Linked DNA regions of Homo sapiens: all the other regions are linked to region 1. A link is a loop called in an ENCODE intact Hi-C map of the cell type or tissue named here. Cell type or tissue: dorsolateral prefrontal cortex. All regions are shown on one strand. Each heading gives the region's core, and the rest is flanking DNA. Links, peaks and the distances in the headings are about the cores only. Region 1 has its middle 38 kb from the start of MIR577. Region 2 has its middle 210 kb from the start of UGT8. Region 3 has its middle 90 kb from the start of UGT8.

Region 1 (6,496 bases), core at 1,056-6,055:
ATGACCTCTCTTGCTAAATAAAAGGTTCATTTTTATGTCTTTGTCTTAGTCAAGCTCAAGCTTGCAGCATATTTGACATAGTTTCCTTTCTTAAAATGCTTTTAATTTTTCTCTTTCTTGGTCTCCTCTTCTATAAAAGGAGTTAAGTACTTATGTTTACCTATATCATGTGGCTGTTGTGAGGATGGAGGAGTTAATACTAACACATAAACAGTATTAAATGTGCCTAGCACATGATATTTCTCAAAAAATGAAAGCTGTTACTGTTTTTAAAATAGGTACTCTCCTGTTCCCTCTCCTATTTTGATATTTCAGTGACTGTTTCAGTTTTGATTTCTGGCTGTGCCTCTGCTGCCTGACCTATAAATGGAGCAGGGCTCAGGGCTGGGCCCTCTTCTCTTGTCTGTCTTAATTTCCTCCCTGTATAATCTCACAGAGCCTCATGTTTTTGATTATTATATGTACATTAACATCCCAGATTTATATCTCTACCTCTCATCTATCTCTCGAGTTCCCAACTTAACTACTTGTCATCTCTTTTTTAAGTGTAATAAGGATTTCAAATTTAAAATACCATAACAGAATCCATAATTTCCCCCAAGATTTTTCCACGTTGTAAATGATACCAATATTTTTCCAGTTACTTAAACATCTCAACTGCTGTATTTTTCTCAGTCTTCACATACAATCAAATAATTAAGTCCTATTGGTTTTACCCCTATAAGTTTTCCTAAAACACTTCATCTCTTGCCACCTCCAGCCATGCTCATCTCTTGCCTGGCCTACTGCACAAAGCTCCTGGAGGATCTTCCACCTTCCATCCTTGGCTTTCTAATATTAAGTTTCTACTCAACAACCAAAGCCCTCTTCAAAAACCGTAAAACCTGTCGTTTCACTTCTCTCTCAAAAAGCTTGGGTTTTCTAAGCATCCCACCAAGGCCTACGGGTGTCTACCTGTTCTTGCCACTGTCTGTATTTTCAATCTGATATTCTACCACATTTGTCTTTACTCACTAAACTTCAGCCTTACTGCACCTTTTTTCTTTCTCAAATATGCTAAGCCAGTTTCCTTTGAGAGGTCTTTGCAGTGCATGTTCACTTTTCCTGGAATACTTTTTCTTCAGTTTTTCATGTGGATGCCCTTTCTTCTCCTTCAGGCCTCTGTCTAAATGCCTTTTGTTCAGAGAGGCCTTTCCTGATCAACCAATTTAAATTGGTCTTCTCCAGTGGTTTATGATCGGATCACCCTTTCTTAATAACTCTCACTATTATCTAAAATCATGTTACTTATGTATTTCTTTCTTTACTTGTTTTGTGTTTACTTCTCTCAATGAGAAGGCAATCTCCACGAAGGCAGAGATCTTTGAATGCTGAGTCCTCAGTGACCAGAGCAATGCCTGGCACATGGTACTTGGTAAGTAAATATTGTTGAATAAGTAAATGTTTAAGAAGGCATATTCCCAATAAAGTGTGAGAGCAAGCCAGGGCAATTCATATATCCTCTCTGTCGGTAAAACTGAATTTTATAGATATCCTTTCCTTAAATATAAGTTAACAATATAAAAGCATGACAATTTCTGCCATCCCCTACATTTTGTCAACATGGACTTGAATACTATAAAATATTTGGGTTATAAGGAATATGGAATATCATATGAAAGTTTCTAAGAAAGGTTTGTTAAAAACAGTAACTTATTTTCTCAATTTATCTCCGGTTGCTATGACTAGTTGGTCAATTGTCTTATTTTCTTCACTCCTGAATTGTTTATAATAATCTCTGCTTACCTGCAAGTATAAGCTGCAAAAATAAGATATGTCTCTACGTTAAAATTTGCCAATATATTACTATCATTAATATTACAAGTGGCATAGGTATTACTTGCAGAATTAGAGATTAGTACAGAAAAAGCCAAAGTCTCTCTTCTCATGATTACTGCCATGTGTTATTCATGCATTTATTCATTTCTTCAACAGATACATACAGAATATCTAATGTGTGCCAGGAAATATACCTGAAGATATGCAGTGAACTAAATATATACCATGCTCACTCTTTTCTGAATATCATACTAAAGTAAATTATTAGTATGATCGACCTATCAGAAATATCATAATTTTGAGTCGGCATTATATATGACAGCCTTGGAATATATGATTTCTTTTCTTTTTCTTGGAAGGATTGAGTTGGTGATTTAGTATATGAATTTAAATTTTCCATCCTGGTCATAGTCAATGTATTCTCCAAAACATAGAGATTATCTTTAAGTTGGGAAATTTGCAATAAAAACATTATTCAGGTCCTAGAAAACAAAGTATAATTAATGAGTGTTCAAAAAAAGAATAAAAATGCTTAATCAAAATGGTTCCAATTATATTACATTTTATCTTGAAAAAAAAGATACTACAAAGCACATTCAGGGAAAATATTTAATACCCAAAGTGATATTTGATAGCACATTATGAAGAAAAAGTCTACATTGAAGAGAATGTATTCATTATTTATTTTATTATGAATGTTTCCTTCCTGCTCTCTTTCAGTTTGGAAGTATGCCAATTCAGATGAACATCAACTTACTCTAAGCAATAAAAGTAGATTATTAGATTGGGTTTTTCAGATAAAATTATACATGTTGCATGAAAGTTTGCTTTTTAAAGGAATTCTACCATAAAACTATATGAAGCAAATTATTTCATTATTATTTCTTGTGGGAATAAATACAATGAATGAAAAGTATATATTAAAATTATTTAAGCTAATTAAACATGTAAACTCAATTATCAGATTCTCCATCTTGGGGCTGATAATAATAGTTACAAATGATATGAACAGTTTCAACTGCTAATGGTGTTATAATCCTCCCAACTGGTGAGTTATCTTAGAGTGAAAGAGGACAACTTGTACTTATTTTCCAATAAAAATGGCAGAGAAATTACATGCATGTATATTTCTGATAAATATATATATAAATTATAAAATTACTCTCACACTGGCAATGCCTATTAATTAGATCTATTGGGAGTTTTGAAATGATAAAGTAACTTCTCTATTAATATACATTTGGGTTATTTTTATGTATTTTTAAGATATTGCTGCATATGGAAACTCATTATTTAAACATTGAGGAATTAGATAGACTATTTTACTAAAATTATCGTTTCCTGATTATGCTGAGAAATACAATAATTTTTCTGGCAGAGGTCAAATGGCCAAAAGCTGGATGGCTGATGTTCTGATGAACAGATCTTTGATGACATCTAGTGGTGAAATGTAGATTTATTTATTCACTGTTCTCAAAGTTTTAAGATGTCAATGTTGTATATATCTTGAGAGACATTGAGATAAGTTGGAGATTGAATAAAATGGAGAAATTTGGTAATTTTTGTCTTCAGCAAAGATACCTTAAAATGGTTAAGAACAAAGGGGTAGGCAGAAAAGAGATAAACAACCTTTAGTAAACATTTTTACATTTTAATTCTGAGAAATTTGTGTAGAGAATAAAATTTAAAACTGTAGCTTATAATATAAATATATTTCTTCGTGCAATTATGTTTAGCTGATGTGAATATGCTCCATTTATGTGTATAAGCACCACACTTGTTCTGATTAGGTGAATTTCAGTAATATATGGACTTTTAAGAAAATTTAAAAGAAAGCCAAAAGACAACCTGTGTATATATTTTCCATTTATGATAATCTATCATTATTTATATTTTTAAATGACTGAATAGACATGTCCTTATACTTAGTAGCAGCAAATTTTGTTGACCTAGGCTTATTTTATATGTGTTTTAAGCAAAATAACATCACAAGCAATGAATTCTAATTTTTGCTAGGTTTTCAGGAGCAAAATTATTTATACTTTTAACAAATCAACTCAGACCTTTAATCAGCATGTTTCAGCAGCACAAACATGCTGGAGACTGTCAAATTTTGTCTTCAGACATATATATACTAGCAGAAATTGGGGCAAATTATTTGATATCATTAAGCCTGAAACTTATTTTCAGAATGAATATATTGGATTAAACCCCAGTCTCTCTTTGAATCCAAACATTCTTTGATTTTTATATGATCATCTATATGCTTTATTTACTCTTTGGAACAAAGTTCTACCAAGGAGTAGGGGGAAAGTGTCACAATTATATTTCTAAGACTCTGTTTACAAATTACAAGTGAAATTGGAATTTTGTTAATTATCCAGTTAATTTAATTAGTGTTTAAATTCAGACTCAATTTGTCATAGCCTAATTTACCTACATTATTGTGTCTATATTGACTAAATTAAATGTTTAGCCTGCACTTTGCTATGTTGACTTAGCCTGTAAACTGACAGAGAAATAAGAGAGTACATAACAATGTAAACTAGTATAGTTTCTCAGGGGAAATATGTTTTCTTTACACTAGATAAGCTCCGTTGTGTTAATCACACTGCAAATGAGCAATAAAATATTTGACATACATGATCAAAATGTTATAGTCAGTTATTTTTATTAATTCAAAAAATATTTACTGAGTACCGATTATGTGCTCAGCAAAAAATTTTATATTGATAAAATTTGTTTTGTGGTATCTTTTCCCTAGCAGTCTCCAGCACGTTTGTGCCACTGAAACATGCTGACTAAAGATCTGAGTTGATTTGTTAAAAGTATAGATAATTTTGCTCCTGCAAACCTAGCAAAGATCAGACTTCATTGTTTGTGATGTTATTTTGCTTAAAACACATATAAAATAAGCCTAGGTTAACAAAATTTGCTGCTAGTAATTATAAGGACATGTCTATTCAGTCATTTAAAAATATAAATAATGATAGATTATCATAAATGGAAAATATATACACAAGTTTTCTCTTGAATTTCATTTAAATATTCTTATATATTTCCAAATATATTTCCATATATTACTATGTGTATATATTTACTATATATTACTATATATGTTACCATATATTACTATATGTAATATATTTTCATATATTACTGAAATTCACCTAATCAGAACAAGTGTGGTGCTTATACACAGAAATGGAGCATAATCACATCAGCTAAACATAATTGTTGACTGTTTTGAAAACATGCTTTCAGGAATATCTTTGTGTTTGTTAATTCTGCAATATTCACATTGTTTTATTAAGATAGAGTCCTGAACTGAAATTGAATTGATGAAAGTATAAGAGTACTTTATAGCTTTCGGTAGGCATTGCCAAACTGCTTTCCAAAAAGACTTAATAGTTTACAATATCACTAGTACTTGTTTTTCTACCATGCATCATTATTACGAAGTAAACTTGTTTTTTCTTGTTTTGCTTGTTTGCTAAGTGAAGTCTGTATCTCATTTTGATTTGAATTTTCATTTCTTTAATAGAAAAAGATATCTGTCTGTACTTTCTGTTGCTATTTAAAATTTGTCTTCAGAATGTATATAAACTTTGAAAATTTTGGCAGATATATCTCCTACTGTATTATTTGCCTTTTACTGTTTTTGCATGGTAGTTTAATTTTTTTCTTATCTGTCTTTTCTTTTATGAGTTCTCCCCTTGTTTTCAAATGTACAAAGGCACCTCTGTCTCTTCCAGGATATTGAAAATATTTGGGTCTAGTTTCTTTTAGTTGTATGCTATTTCATTTTTAAAGCTTTACCTTTTAATCCACTTACATTTACTTGTGTTTGATGTAAAATATTTACCTGAATTAATTTGCTCCCAAATTTTAAATAATTGTCCCAGTACTGCTTATTATATAATGCTTTCTTCACTCTATCATGGTGATATTTTCTTTGTCACATAAAGTTTTATGTTCAGCAGGACCCTTATCTTGTTTAGGGCGACATTTTTCTTCTTGCTTAGGTTTTACACTTTTGCATGCTTTCCCCATCCTGACTTTGATGAATATTAGTTGAATGAATGGCTATAATTTTTAATATGTTTTATCACCTGATAAACTAATTGACATTCAAACCTCCTGTCATCAAGTTTAGGTATCTGCTTTTTTTACATTTTACTTATTCCTTTTCTCATTTCAATGTAATTGTGTTCAAATCTCTCCTAAATATGTTTGATCTCAGATGTACCATGCAAGGACTTCTGAAAATCCAGCTTCACTTTTACAATGTAGCACTTTTTCCAAGTGCATATTTTGTGAGGCTTTTAACATTTATCAATTAGCAACTAGACACTGACTCAGAAACAAAAACAACAAAAAAAGTGTTCAATGAAATGGCCTGAACAGATGGCCGATCTAAGACAGGAAGTCTTCTTTTTTCTGTTTAGTCCACTGATCCTTTTTATTCTGCAGTGGAATAAGGATGATTTCAAAGTTACTCTTATGCTGTTCTATGGATTATTCTGGGCTGTTTATGGATGAATACAAGGTAACCATTCAGTGGAGCAATGTTGCTGTTGGCTTAAAACGTAAAAGAACAATGCAAGGACAACTGACCTTGGTACCCTAGTATTCTATCTTGAACATATATTTGATATTCGCAGCCTCAGTCTGAAGT
Region 2 (6,496 bases), core at 570-5,569, 310 kb before region 1:
ACCTTTAACTGAGAAGGGCTTGAAGACATGAAGCTCAGAAACCTCAAAGACAGTGGTCCAAGTCACACAGCAGGAATGAAAGATTTAGTCCCTCAGCTGCTGGGAGGGATGCCAGAACAAGGCCTTCTTTTATTCAGCAGCAGCCTGAATCCAGTGACTCATTGCAGGGGGGTATGAAGGCTCATGTTCCTCACCCCAGTTCAGGAAAATGTGAAAGGACTGTATCAAATAGAGATCTTCCCATGAAGTTACCTGGAGCTAAGAGTACATTCTAATAAACATCTTCTCTGAACCTCTATTTCAGAGTCTGATTCTTGTGGAATCTAACCTTCAACAACATGAATGGGTGCTAGCTCAGACATTGCTGAGAATGTTATGCACTGCTATATATGATATAAATACTGTATTCCTCTTTTAAAATCTGAACATTTCTTAATTCTAACGCATATTGGCCCCCAAATTTCAAGATAAAGGATTGGAGACCTGAGTTTACCAAATGTAATCATTCTAATCGTTTGTAAGGATTAGAGAATGAATTTATGTTTGTCTGTGACCAACATTTCCACCTTTTGTCTGTCCTTTCTTCCTTGCAAAAATCAGTCTTTCTCTACCACTGCTTGACTCAGGAATTCTGTGATAGGCCTTGTTCTACAGGAAGGCTCACTTTTCCTTCTCATAATATCCACACATAAATATCTAGAAGACCTGATAACTATTCTTCAAATTTTAATAGATTATATTTTTCCAATATGTAAGTATTTCCCAAGGAATATCCTCCTAAATCATCTATATGAAAAATAAAAATAAGCAAACTCTTCCATTAACAGCCCAAGATTATGTAAAGAATTCTTCTTGACATGTTACAGAAATTGCTTGGTAAGGGTGGAGAGTAATCAATAAAACGCTTCTAAATAATGATTAAAATTATGCATTTTATCTACATTTCTCAAAAAAAAAAATTGCGTCCATAAAAACAGAACAGGTTTTAAGGGTTATCTGGCACTGTAGCTCCACCAAGTGGTAAACTGACATGAACCGTTAAGATTATATTCTTAAAATGCATTCAGTCCCAAAGTCAGTTTAATTTCCATACTAGAATTTCTATCAAAGCTGCATTTATAATTAAATGTCTTTTTGTTTCCTAGTACAACTGAAACTATTTTTAATTTGGAAATTCCAATGATTTTCTTTATGGGAAGAGATAGACGATTTTTTTTTTTTTTGGCATCTAGAAACTGACGAAATCACATTTTCCCACTATTTACATTTTGATTCTTCGAATATTTTTAAATTACTATTTGCTAATGGAAAAGGCTATTGCTAGGCCTCAGGTCTTCGCTGACTTTTGGCCAGAGACATCATCAGTTCCTTACCACGTTGGCCTCTCCATACGACTGTCCACATCATGGCATTTTGCTTGTCTCAGAGCAAGGATACAAGAGAGAAAGAAAAATAAGGGAGGAAGAGCAACATGGAAGTCAGTCTTTTTATAGCTCCTCACAGAGGTGACATCTCATCACTTTCGTCGTTTGTTCTGTTAATTAGAAATGAGTCACTAGGTCTAGGCCGCACTCAAAGGGAGAAGAACGTACTGCAGCGTGAGCACAAGGAGGAACTCAGGGCCATCTGAGAAGCTGCCTACTACATGTTGCTTTCCTGAGATAAATATAACCTCTGAAATTATCATCGCTTTATAAAACCTCAAACAAATTAGTATTCATTCTCAAAAACTAATAATTTCATTATTAATAGTAGCGTTTACTATGCTCCAGATACTATTCTAAACATAACCAACATATTTACTCAGTCATTATTAACTCTCTAGTACTTGAAACACTCCTATAAGCTAATTACTAATAATATTCCCATCTTACAGATGAGGGAACTGAGACACAGAAAAGCTAAGTAATTTGTTATGATTTGAAACTAGGTCATCTGGCTCCAAGGTGAGTAAAGGTTTAACATGGTTTCTGTTTGCCTTACAACAGAAAATTGTAAATAGAAGATGAGAACTGCCATTGAAAGTAGAAGTAAAAACAGAATTTGTTCAGTTTTCCATACTCTACTGAATACATTTTGTAACAAAATTATGTTGATTCGACTTCTGCTTTGCCTACAGTAGCCCCAGTTTGGCCAGTACCCTGGCATAAGTAATTCTCAGTAATAATTATTGTTTAATAATGACTCTTTCACACTCAAAAGTGTCCTGATTTAGGTGATAGAATATGTAGTCATTAAGTATAAGGCTATCAAAGGGTCTCAATATGTCTGGAGAACATCACACGTGTTGCTATTGGAGAAAATTTACTCTTCCCACTACATCCCCAAGTGATCTTCATGTGGTCCTAAGGGTTGATAATCACTGTTGTAAATGGAGACATTAGGCAAAGTCATTAAATTACCTCCCCAAATCACAGTTATTTCATTAAAACCAAATAGACTCATTATTATTCTTGGCTTTATATTTCATTTCTAAATCCCTTTATGATCAAATATATAATATAGAATGGAAATACTTGGGTAAAAACTATAATAACAAGAATGGGAAAATAATATCACAGTGTGGTTTATCCTAGTTAGAGGGGAACGGAAATGATTTAGTTAACTCCCATACGTATGTAGAGGCAGAAACTGAAATATTAATTATAAATATACTGTGTTGTAGAACGTGTTTATCACTGTCTTTTTAAAAATTCAATGTAAATGTAGCAATCTGGTTAATTTTATCAGTAAAAATACCCCAACTGGATTATAGTCTAAAATTTTGCAGAGGAAAAAAAAAAAAACCTTATAGATTACCTGTGTTTATTAAACTAAGTTGCTAAACAGGTGAATGCGTACAGCATCAATAAAACACAATGATTATTAAAACTGATAACAATTAAACATTAAGAATTATTGAAACAGATAGCACAAAGTAAATGTGTGGAAAAGATGTAAAATAACATGCAAATATCCAGATAATGTCATAGCACAGAGAAAAGTTGTGGTTTGATCATTAGCCAGAAGAGGGCACTATGTGACTGCCAGATGTTGATATGCTGTTATTTATTTTTCGTTTTTTTCACTTTTATAAGGGCATACTATATATGTATATTAATCCAGAAGGAATAGATCTATGGAGGTGGAAGGGAGTGGTTTACGGTCATGAATTATAACATCCAAAAACTATACACTGAAATATTTTAATGAAAATTTTTTATGTGAGTGTTTAAAGTATTCAGTGTTCATTCCACCTGAGAATTTAACAAACTTACAATTTCATTGTACATATGGTTACTGTGTTTTTATTACAGCCAAGGCGGTATTATAGAGAAGGGTTATCTATTGTTAAAACCCGAAGGACCCTAAAAGTCCCCTGGTGAATTTCTTCATTCTACAGAAGATATAACTGAAGTTCAGAGATGTTATGTAATATGTCCGAGATGCCAGGACTGTTATATCATCTGAGGCTCTTACTAGGTTGAGTTCTCCTCTAACCCTCTGGGATTAGCCCTTCTATATTCTCTATCCAGCTCACCTCATACCAGAGCATCATCACTCTGAGAACTGAGGTGGGGCTTACTGACCCAAGTCAAAACTTTCGGCACAACTGGCACCGCCAAAAGAAGTAGCAACTCACTCCTAAATATTGAAGTTTAATACAATGAAATATAGGTATTTTCACTGTGACTAAACTTAAGAAATGTTTCTGGCAAAACACAAGTTTCTATTTTTCCAAATGAAATCTAAATACTCCCCAGTGAAAGGGGATGGGCACAAGAGAAGATAGCAAAACCCCACACCATTCTTCCTGTTAGCCCAAGTAATGTTGGTCTCAGATGACAAAATGGTAGAATTATAGAACTAGAACATTAGCAATCAGTATGCCTAGCCCTCTTATTTATAAATGTTTTATAAATGAAGAATCTAAGGTCTTTGAAGGTTAAATGATTAGCTCAAGGACACAAACCTGGCTAGCGCCAGAAGTGTTGGATCACTTAAGGCCTGTGGAAGACAGAATTCTATCTACAGTGACCTTCTTCCCCAGCATTACTCCCATGATTATATTACCTTAGGAGGCAAAAGAGATTTTGCAGATGTAATTGATGTTACTAATCAGTGGAGATTATCCAAGTGGGTTTAACTTAAACGCATAAGCTCTTTGAAGGAGAATAATTTCCTCCAGCTGTGGACAGAAGAGGACATCAGAGATTTTCAAAGGGTGAGAAGGATTCCATGTGAGGAATGTTCTCCATTGTTAAAAAGTCCATGTGGCGAGGGTAACAGACGACCTTTAGGGACTGGGAGCAGCCCTCAGCTGACAGCCAGCAAGAAAACACCTATAGCTGCAAATAATGGAATTCTGCCTTCAACCTCAATAAATTAAGTAGATTCTTTTCCAGAGTGTCAAGATTCCAGCCCTAGCTGGCACCATAATTGTGTGCTTGTGAGACCCTAACCAGGGAACCCAGTTGAGTCCTCATGGAATTTTGACCTACAGAACTGTGAGATAATAAATGGGTGTACTTTTAAGCTGCTTATTTTGAGTAATTTGGTACACAGCAGTAGAAAACTAATACTAGGTCTAACTTGAAAACACAAAGCATTGGAGATTTTAAGATACAGGGACTTCAACATAAGAATTTTGTTCTATAGATGATGGAAAAGCAGAGAAGCTGAGTGGAAGGTGGCAAGGCAACTCTGAGCAGCAGATGCAGGAAGAATTATAGAACTAGAACTAGCTTCATCTACGCTCTGGTCAGAGGGAATCTTGAGATCATGGGAAGTGAATTTTACCAGAATACAGGAGCTGGAGTCACACAGCAGCAGAAGTTGGAAACACAAAAGCCTATCCATGGGCACTGAAACCACTGGGTGAGCTAGCAGCTGCCAGACACACAAGCTGAGATATTGGTGCACCTCTCTTCTTTTCACCTTCCAATCTTCTACTAGTGCCTCCTGCCATTGACCAGCCCCAGCTGAAAGCCAGCTGTTACAGGAGCCTAAGAAACACAACCTGCAGGAGTCAGCATCTTTTCACATAGAGGAAATCAGGGAAAGGACAAGGAATAGGTCATAAGGCAAACAGACCTTCAGAATCAACAAGAAGACAAGGGAGTCAGAGTTAGGCACTGCACTAGATAATTTCTTTGTGTTATCTCAGTTCATAGTTGGTATTAATAACTTATTTTTTTTTGTATTTCTATTTTACAGAATAGGAAATCAGGGCTTAGGGAGGTTAAGAAATTTGCCCCAAATTATAATGTCTTAAATAATAGACCTGATTTTAAATGTAAGTTTATATAATAATCATAAGCCAACTTAAATGGGCTTACTACAAAGCTCTACAAATCCTTACCAATTGAAGCAGTAGAAAACACCAAAAAAAAAAAAAAAGGTAAAATAAATTGCATGCTATCATGCCAAGGGTCAGGGTCCAGCGCAAGCTGAGGTCTGAGGGGAGTAGGCAGACTGGTGGCAGGTAGCTCAAAGAACACCTGGGGCCCGTAAGCAGGTGAAATGTGGCTTTATTATGCTGTATCTCTCCATCAGTCTGTCTTGGCTGCCCGCTCCGGCTGCAGCCCCTCTCAGCAGCTGGCTCCGTGGCTCCTGCCACCCCCATGCCTGCAGCTGCACTCCCTGACACACACGCCATTTCTTGGCTCCCCTCTGTCTGCCTGCAAGGCAGTCAGCTCTCTCTCTCCGTCCACCTGCACAGCAGATGACTTTCTCTCTTTGTCCACCTGCAAGGTGGCCGGCTCTCTCTCTGTCTGCCTGCAAGGCGGCTAGCTCTCTAATGTGCACATGCACTCACAGTGTTAGCAGCTTTATTCTCTTTCCCTCCTCCTGCATGACAGAGGTGGCAGGGCAGTTATACTACTTACAGATAATAGTGGCTCAGAGACAAGCACTAGCTCACAGGAATGGTTACACAATAAGCAGTATTGTGCACCTGCACTCCAAACTTACTAAGTCATGTTGGACCAGATGTCTGCCTCAGCCTACTCTCAACTGTAGCACATCCATTTTCCTTACACATGCCATTTTAAATATTTTACTTTATTAAAGAATTTTCTTTACTGAATATAAAATATATTTTAGACCCTTATTTTCAAATGTTCTACAGTTCAATTTCTTGGCCACCCCCTAGGGTTAAGTTTGTAATTTCTTCAGCCATAATATAAGAAGTTTCCTATTGTAAACACAGAATCAAATCTGCATGAAGCCTCACAAGATTAATTTCTATACATATTTCTAAAGTTATTTTCTGTGGAGTTGGGTGTGGTGGTTTGCACCTGTAATCCCGGGTATTTTGGAGGCTGACTGAGGCAGTAAGATGTTTTCAGCCCAAGATTTTGAGATCATCCTGGGCAATATATACAGACCCCATCTCAAATAAATAAATAAATAAAAGTTATTTTCTGAGATTTACATTTTGAACATCTATGTTATAGTAATCTTAGTGTGTAAGAACTACTTGCTTTTTAAATGTTAATTTAAAATACAATAATAA
Region 3 (6,496 bases), core at 480-5,479, 190 kb before region 1:
AAGTGCTGTTCAAATCCAATGTTTCCTTCTTTATTTGCTGACTGAATGATTTGTCCATTGTTAAAAGTGAGGTATTGAAGTCCTCTACTATTATTGTATTATAATCTATCTCTCCCTTCAGATATATTACTATTTGTTTTATATATTTAGGTGTTGGATATTGAGTATGTGTATATATACACATACACAAACACGTATGTATTTACAAGTATTATATCCTTTTGATGAGTCAATTTCTTTGTCATAATATAATGTTCTTATTTGCCTCTTTTTACATTTCTGACATAAAGTCTGTTTTGTCTGATGTAAGTATAGCTACCTCTGTTCTTTTTTTGTTTCAATTTGCATAGAGTATCTTTTGTCATCTCTTCACTTTCAGTCTATATGCATCCTTAAAAGTAAGGTGAGTCTCTTGATGTTTCTTGTAGGTAGCAAGTAGTGGGTCTTATTTTTTAATCCATTCACTCATTCTATGTCTTTACTGAAGAATTTAAACCATTTACATTCAAATTAATTATTGATTGCTAAGACTTATTATTGCCATGTCGTTAACTGTTTTCTAGGTAGTTTTGTAGATACGTTTTTTTCTCTCTCTTGTCTTTTTTTTGGTTTGATGGTTTTTTGTTACAGTATGCTTTGAACCCTTTCTTTAAATTTGTTTTGTGCTTCTATTGAAGATTTTTGTTCTGCTGTTACATGAGGCTTACTTCAGACCTCTTATAACACACAGTCTATTTCAAGCTGGTAACTTGAATTGCCTACAACACTGTACACTTATATTTCCCCCCATTTTATGTTTTTGATTTCAGAATTTACATCATTTTGTAATGAGCACCTTTTTACAATTTATTGTAGGTATTGTTTTTCTTAATAGTTTTGTCTTTTAACCCTGGAACTAGTAATAAAATTGAGTTACACACAATCGTTAAAGTCCTGAAATATTCTGAATATGGCTCTGTATTACTTATGCCATTGAGTTTTATGCTTTTGTGTGTTTTATGCTATTAGTTAGTAATGTTTTGTTTCAGCTTAAAGTGCTCTCTTTCACACTTCTTGTAATACAGGAAGTGGTAATAAACTCTCTTAAATTTTGTCTGAGAAACTTTTATTTTTCCTTCATTTCTGAAAGACAGGTTAGCTGGGAAAATATTAGTTAGCAGTTCTTTTTCACCAGCACTTTGAATATATCATCCTTCTGTCTTTTGCCCAAAATCTGCTGGTAGTCATATTGTGACTTATTTGAATACAATGTGTTTCTTATCTCTTGTTGCTCTCAGAAATTTTTCTTTGTCTTAGAATTTGATAGTTTGATTATTATATATCTTATTGAACTCCTCTTTGGGTTGAATTCGATTGGAGACATCTGCATTTCCTGTACCTGATGTAGGCATCTTTTCCCAGATTAGGGAAGCTTTCAGTCATTATTTCTTATAATATTCTTTATAGCCTTTTTTACTTTTTTCTCTCCTTCTTTAACTGCTGTTTTGTGAAGATGTGATCTCTTGATGGTGCCTCATAATTTCTGTCAGCTTTCTTTCTTCTTTTAATTTCCTTTGTCTTTTTCTCTTCTGACTGGAAAAGTTTAAATGTTCTGCCTCTAGCTAATTGATTTTTTTGTCTGCCTTATCAGTCTAATGTTGAAGACTTGTACTGAATTTTTTCGGTTCAGTCATTGTATTTGTCTTTAGGATTTCTACTTAAATGTTTTTTATTTCTTTGTCAAACTTCTTGCATTATTCATGTATTATTTTCCAAATTTTATTTTCTATCCATATATTCTTATATTTCACTGAACATTAAAAGGATTATTCTGAATTCTTTATCAGTAATTTTATAGGTCTCTATTTCTTTAGAGTCCATTATTGGAGCTTTATTAGTTTCTGTGGGAGGAGCTATGATCCCCTGATTCTTGTCTTTTTGTGTTATTGTCTGCATATTTGAAGAGACAGCCATCTTTTCTGGCCTTTATAGGTGTTCTTTGGCAGGGATAGCTCTTCACTATTTAGTCACAACTGTGATTCTATAAGGGGCAACTGGTGGTGATTTCAGGAAGGCAGGGATTATTGAGGGTTCTCTAGTTGGTTAGATTGCTGCCTTTGTTCCGACACTAAGTGTAGCCATTTGCTGGGCTCTGCTGTCTGGCCACTGGCCTCTGGTCAGGTCAGTCACGAAATATATTCCCTGGCTGTGTGACTCTGTTATTTAAAATCTTTAGTTGGGCAGATCTATAGTCTAGGTTCTGAGGTTAGGAAGAGTCACTGTTTGGGATGGGTGGAACCAAAGGCTATGCTCCTTAGAAATGCATGGTTGAGGATGGCCTCCCTGTCTGGAAACAACCATGGGGCAGGCTTTTTGCTGAGTGGAGCTGCTGTTTGACCTCCTGGGTCAAGCAGGTCTAGTCTTTACATATTTCTGAAATGCATGGAGTTGAGTGTCTCCCTGTCTTGGCTGTGTCATTGGGGTGGGCTCTGAAGGTTGGTATGTTGTCTAGGAAATCAAGCCAGGTTGAACCTCCCACTGTGCTTCTGAAGGCAACCAGCTCAGTTTTGCAGGTGACCTACGCAGTTGACTGGTATCTCTCACTGGGTACCACAGCTTGCAGGAACATAGAGGAACCACCAAAATCTGCACACTGGTCACTGAGAGCTCTGTCTTCTTTCTTTGTTTTTACTGGATCCTAGGTAGTACAGCTGTGCTATTAGTCTCAGTGTTCCCCCTGAGGTAAGACCAGAGGAAGCATCTCGGAATGCTAGGGAAGCTGGATGACTGACCACCTTCAGTTCTCTAGTCCCTCTGTAGAAACTGTGGACCCTGGGGAAATCCTCTCTGTGTAGCACTATGCCAACTTGCAGGGGGTGGGGCAGGGATAGCGTGGTTGAAGCATTACTATACTTACACTAATAATTTGCTTCTTATTTAGTTCTTTGGACCACATGGTTGTTTCCAGCTTGTTTTCAAGTCTTGGGATTTTAAAAAATGATACTCTGGTCTGTGGACAGTTGCTAGTTTAACTTTCTAGAGGAGGGGGGTGGAGAATGAGACTTCCTATTTCATTATCTTGCTAATGTCACTCAAACATGATTTCTTAGTCTTTCTGGGCCCTCCTCTCCCTAACAAAACACATTCCAAAAGAATGGTAAATATGATATCAGGATAAATGAAAAAGAAGACAATTATGTCAGAGGGAAAAAAACAACCTTATCAGATTTCATAGCAAATGATTTCAATTCGTATCTAACTTCTTTAGCCTTTTATATAATGTCAAACTCATTCTCCTGAGGAAAAGTAAGATTGTGCTTTTATCATTTAATATTAAGAACGCTCATCATTTTGTTTTGCAGAAATTTTAGCTTGAATGTTGATTAAATATTTAGGTGGTTGTTAAATTTGGTGTTAATTTGCAGGACTTCATTATTTCCAAGACTTCTAAGTTTATATTGTGATTTCTGAATCAAAATACTAGCTGGTCTCAAAACCTTCAAGGACACTCAACAATAGTTTGTATCAAGGAACACAAAATCTTTACTAGTAAAATTTCCAGCCCACTCAGTTAAAAACACCAGATAGCACTATTGAAAAGATGTGTGAAGAAATTGAGAGGGTAAGTATATTAAGGATTTTGATTAAAAAGTTTTAACCTTTACTTGAATCCATATCTTAATGTAATCTTTTTCTATTAGAAAATCTGGATCTCAATATGATATCACCTCCTAACAAGTTATATATTAGCAGCAAGTTTAATTTTTTTAGTTTAGAATATAATTGACAAAAGTTTGCTTAGTTTTGATTATATTTTCTGAGTTAATATTATTAGTATCTGTAAAGCTAAAAACAGTTGAATAATGAGCTTGAATATTTTAATGGCCTTACCTTGATTAGGTTGAAAAAGTAATGGTGGAGGGCGGAAATCATAAAGAAAGTAATTTCACAGCCAGCCAGCCAAACACATAAAGTACACAGTTTTATATTTTCCTGCTCCATAATTTGTCTATTATTTTGTATACACACTTATGCATAATAATGAACAAATTGTAGAATACTAAAATATAAAAGTTATTCAGTTAACCAAAATGAAATAAGCAGAAACAGTTTCATAGCCATTTTAAAATTTATAAAGTACTGCTACTGTCCTGCCTTAGTAAACTTACCAGTCAAACCAGCTGTTTCTTTCATTTCATCCAAAGGGGATCAAGTGAGAATGTGGTATAGCAATGGTACTCCTGCGAAAGGAAGAACAAGCCAAATAAGCTTGGTGAGGGTGGGTGCTCAAAAGTCCAGTGAAATGGGAAACCCAGGTGATCAGTGACAGTGGTGGAAGTATCATTAAAACTGTAGGACATTCGTGAGGAATGTGTTCTATTAATAGGGAAATCCCAGGAAATTATATCTTGCTGACTCCTTAAAAGGAGGAAATCAGTTGTAGGAACACAAGTCTATCTCTTTCTCTTCTCTGTGCTTCTTTTCTTTCCTTTCCTTTCTGCTTCTCTTCACAGGGCATGAATGAAAACTGGTTGGCAAGATACCAGGAAAAATTAGAATAAATGATCTGGACTAACTTGGAGAAAGAGGCCTTGGTAAGAACCAAGACTAGCTGATTTTCATACCTCTTCTGAAAAGCTCTCAAGCGTTTTCCATAGTGCAAGAGCTATTAATTTTACAAGTTAGCTAAATTGCCAAGTTTATTTTGTTAGTGTCCATCTTCTCTTTCTGAGTGCCTCTCCTATTTCCCCTTTTGATTCCCTTTATATTCTCTTCTCTTCTTTTCCAGGCAGCCAAAGGTCAAAACCTGCTAACTCACAGTTCTGACTTTTCCCTGATAAATTTCTTTTTTTTTTTTCCCAACCAACAAAATCACAACTAAGTGTCTGCATAGGAGTTATCAGCATGGCTAAACTAAGAAAATTCACTTTAGGGTATAAACATATGTCCCTGCTATCCTAGAGACACATGTGTTTCTACCCACCTCTTTGGTTTACTCCCACCTACCTAGTTAAAAGAAACAAAATCAGCATCAAAGCCAAATAAATATTTTCACCGCCTGTCTTTCTTACTCTTGATAATGTTCTCTGGTTGCAAATGATGGTAAAAGCTATTAATTGATGATGTGGGTACTGGTGGTGGTAGGAGGATTTGTAAAATGAATGGGTACAATAAGCCGGGAAATTTAAAGCATTGAAATTTATGACAGGGTGGGTAAACATGAGTAAGAGATTTTGCTCTGCCAAAGTTTAGCAACTGTAAGTTCTGTATTATAGCTCTGACCAAAAGATAAGGCCAAAATATTTACTTTGACTAGGAGATAAAGCCAAAAAATATATCCTAAACATTGTCTTATTGAAATCAGAGACCTCTCCATATTAAAACAAATAATTATTCTATTATTCAAGGAGCAAAACCAAAATAAAATTGTCCTATGCAAAGAAAGTAGTAGGCAGGTCTTGGGTATCAGGATTTTATATGACATTGATAAGGAAAGTTATAGAGAAAGAATTTTACAAATAATACATTTACATTTGATTTTTCCTCCACATATAAAAAAAGAAGGAATTTTCAGAGCATTAAAAAAAGAAGCCCATTAATTCACTTTTTTATTCATTATAACACACAAAGCTTATGAATACTTCTTATGCTGTAGGTAGCATCTGATAGTTGGGTTAGCCATGTGGATCATCTCAGGCTACTACCTCACTCTGAGGTGGAAATAGACATAAAATGGAAATATACAAAATAATAAAGAGACAAATCTGTCTTATGCCTTTTACAATATATTGAAAGTTTAACAAGTTTAAATAAATAGAGTATCAATAAAAGGAAATTTGGTTGTAAGTGACAGAATTATACAGAAATGGTCAGAGTAAGACCTTAGCCATTCACCTCCAAGAACTATCCAAAGGGAAGGAATCCCTGTGCCAAGGACTTGAGATGTCTAGTCTAGTGCCTGATATTTGTCTTTTGTGGGAAAAAATGTTATGTTCTGATGCTTTTAAACATTCATCTCAAATAAACAATATTTCTGTTGTGATTCTTCTTTCAGCCTGCAGAAATTCCCTGTTCATAATGTTACTTTTTCTATAATTTGCTTACAGAGAGAGAATGCACTGGTTGGAGGACTTGAAGTGTCTGAATATTTTAGCATTTATACTTATCAGTATACACTATTAAAAATGGCATTTTAATTTCTTTATATTTGTCTCATGAGCCTTATCTGAATGACTCAAACTCAAGTCTGATTAAGTCTGAAACACCTAAGGTGACACTTTTAGACTGTGTTCTAGGGAGTACAACTGCCCCAGCAGTTGTAAAGGGATGTTTTTAAACTAAACATTTTGTGCTCAAATAAATGTGAAACTGAATTCAAATTCACACTGTATCTACTCACTAACTATATGACCTGCATCAAATAGTTAACCACCCTCTCCCCTTTTTTTTTGAGCTGGGGTTTCACCCTGTCACTCAGGCTGGGGTGCAGTGGCTGATCCTGGCTCACTGTAACTTC

What was found. A loop is a pair of places that touch in the nucleus more often than their neighbours do. Peaks named below come from ENCODE experiments on the same cell type or tissue, not always from the same donor. Only the 100,000 strongest peaks of a DNase experiment are listed, where the experiment ranks them.
Region 2: it touches region 1 in a loop (9-fold over the local background); 77 of 110 quality-filtered maps call a loop at or near these places.
Region 3: a loop joins it to region 1, with 4 times the contacts of the local background. A loop is called at or near these places in 5 of 110 quality-filtered maps.

Annotation. Positions count from the first base shown.
Region 1 is chr4:114,691,731-114,698,226 of GRCh38, forward strand. No RefSeq gene overlaps it. Among named protein-coding and RNA genes, the nearest start is that of MIR577, 38 kb to the left of the region's middle. In dorsolateral prefrontal cortex, for the core only: CTCF peaks have their summits at 3,251 (motif pointing left) and 3,452; no DNase peak of the experiment used is centred there; H3K27ac peaks cover 3,627 bases.
Region 2 is chr4:114,383,819-114,390,314 of GRCh38, forward strand. No RefSeq gene overlaps it. Among named protein-coding and RNA genes, the nearest start is that of UGT8, 210 kb to the right of the region's middle. In dorsolateral prefrontal cortex, for the core only: CTCF peaks have their summits at 1,015 (motif pointing left), 3,022 (motif pointing right) and 3,232; no DNase peak of the experiment used is centred there.
Region 3 is chr4:114,505,981-114,512,476 of GRCh38, forward strand. No RefSeq gene overlaps it. Among named protein-coding and RNA genes, the nearest start is that of UGT8, 90 kb to the right of the region's middle. In dorsolateral prefrontal cortex, for the core only: a CTCF peak has its summit at 3,569; no DNase peak of the experiment used is centred there.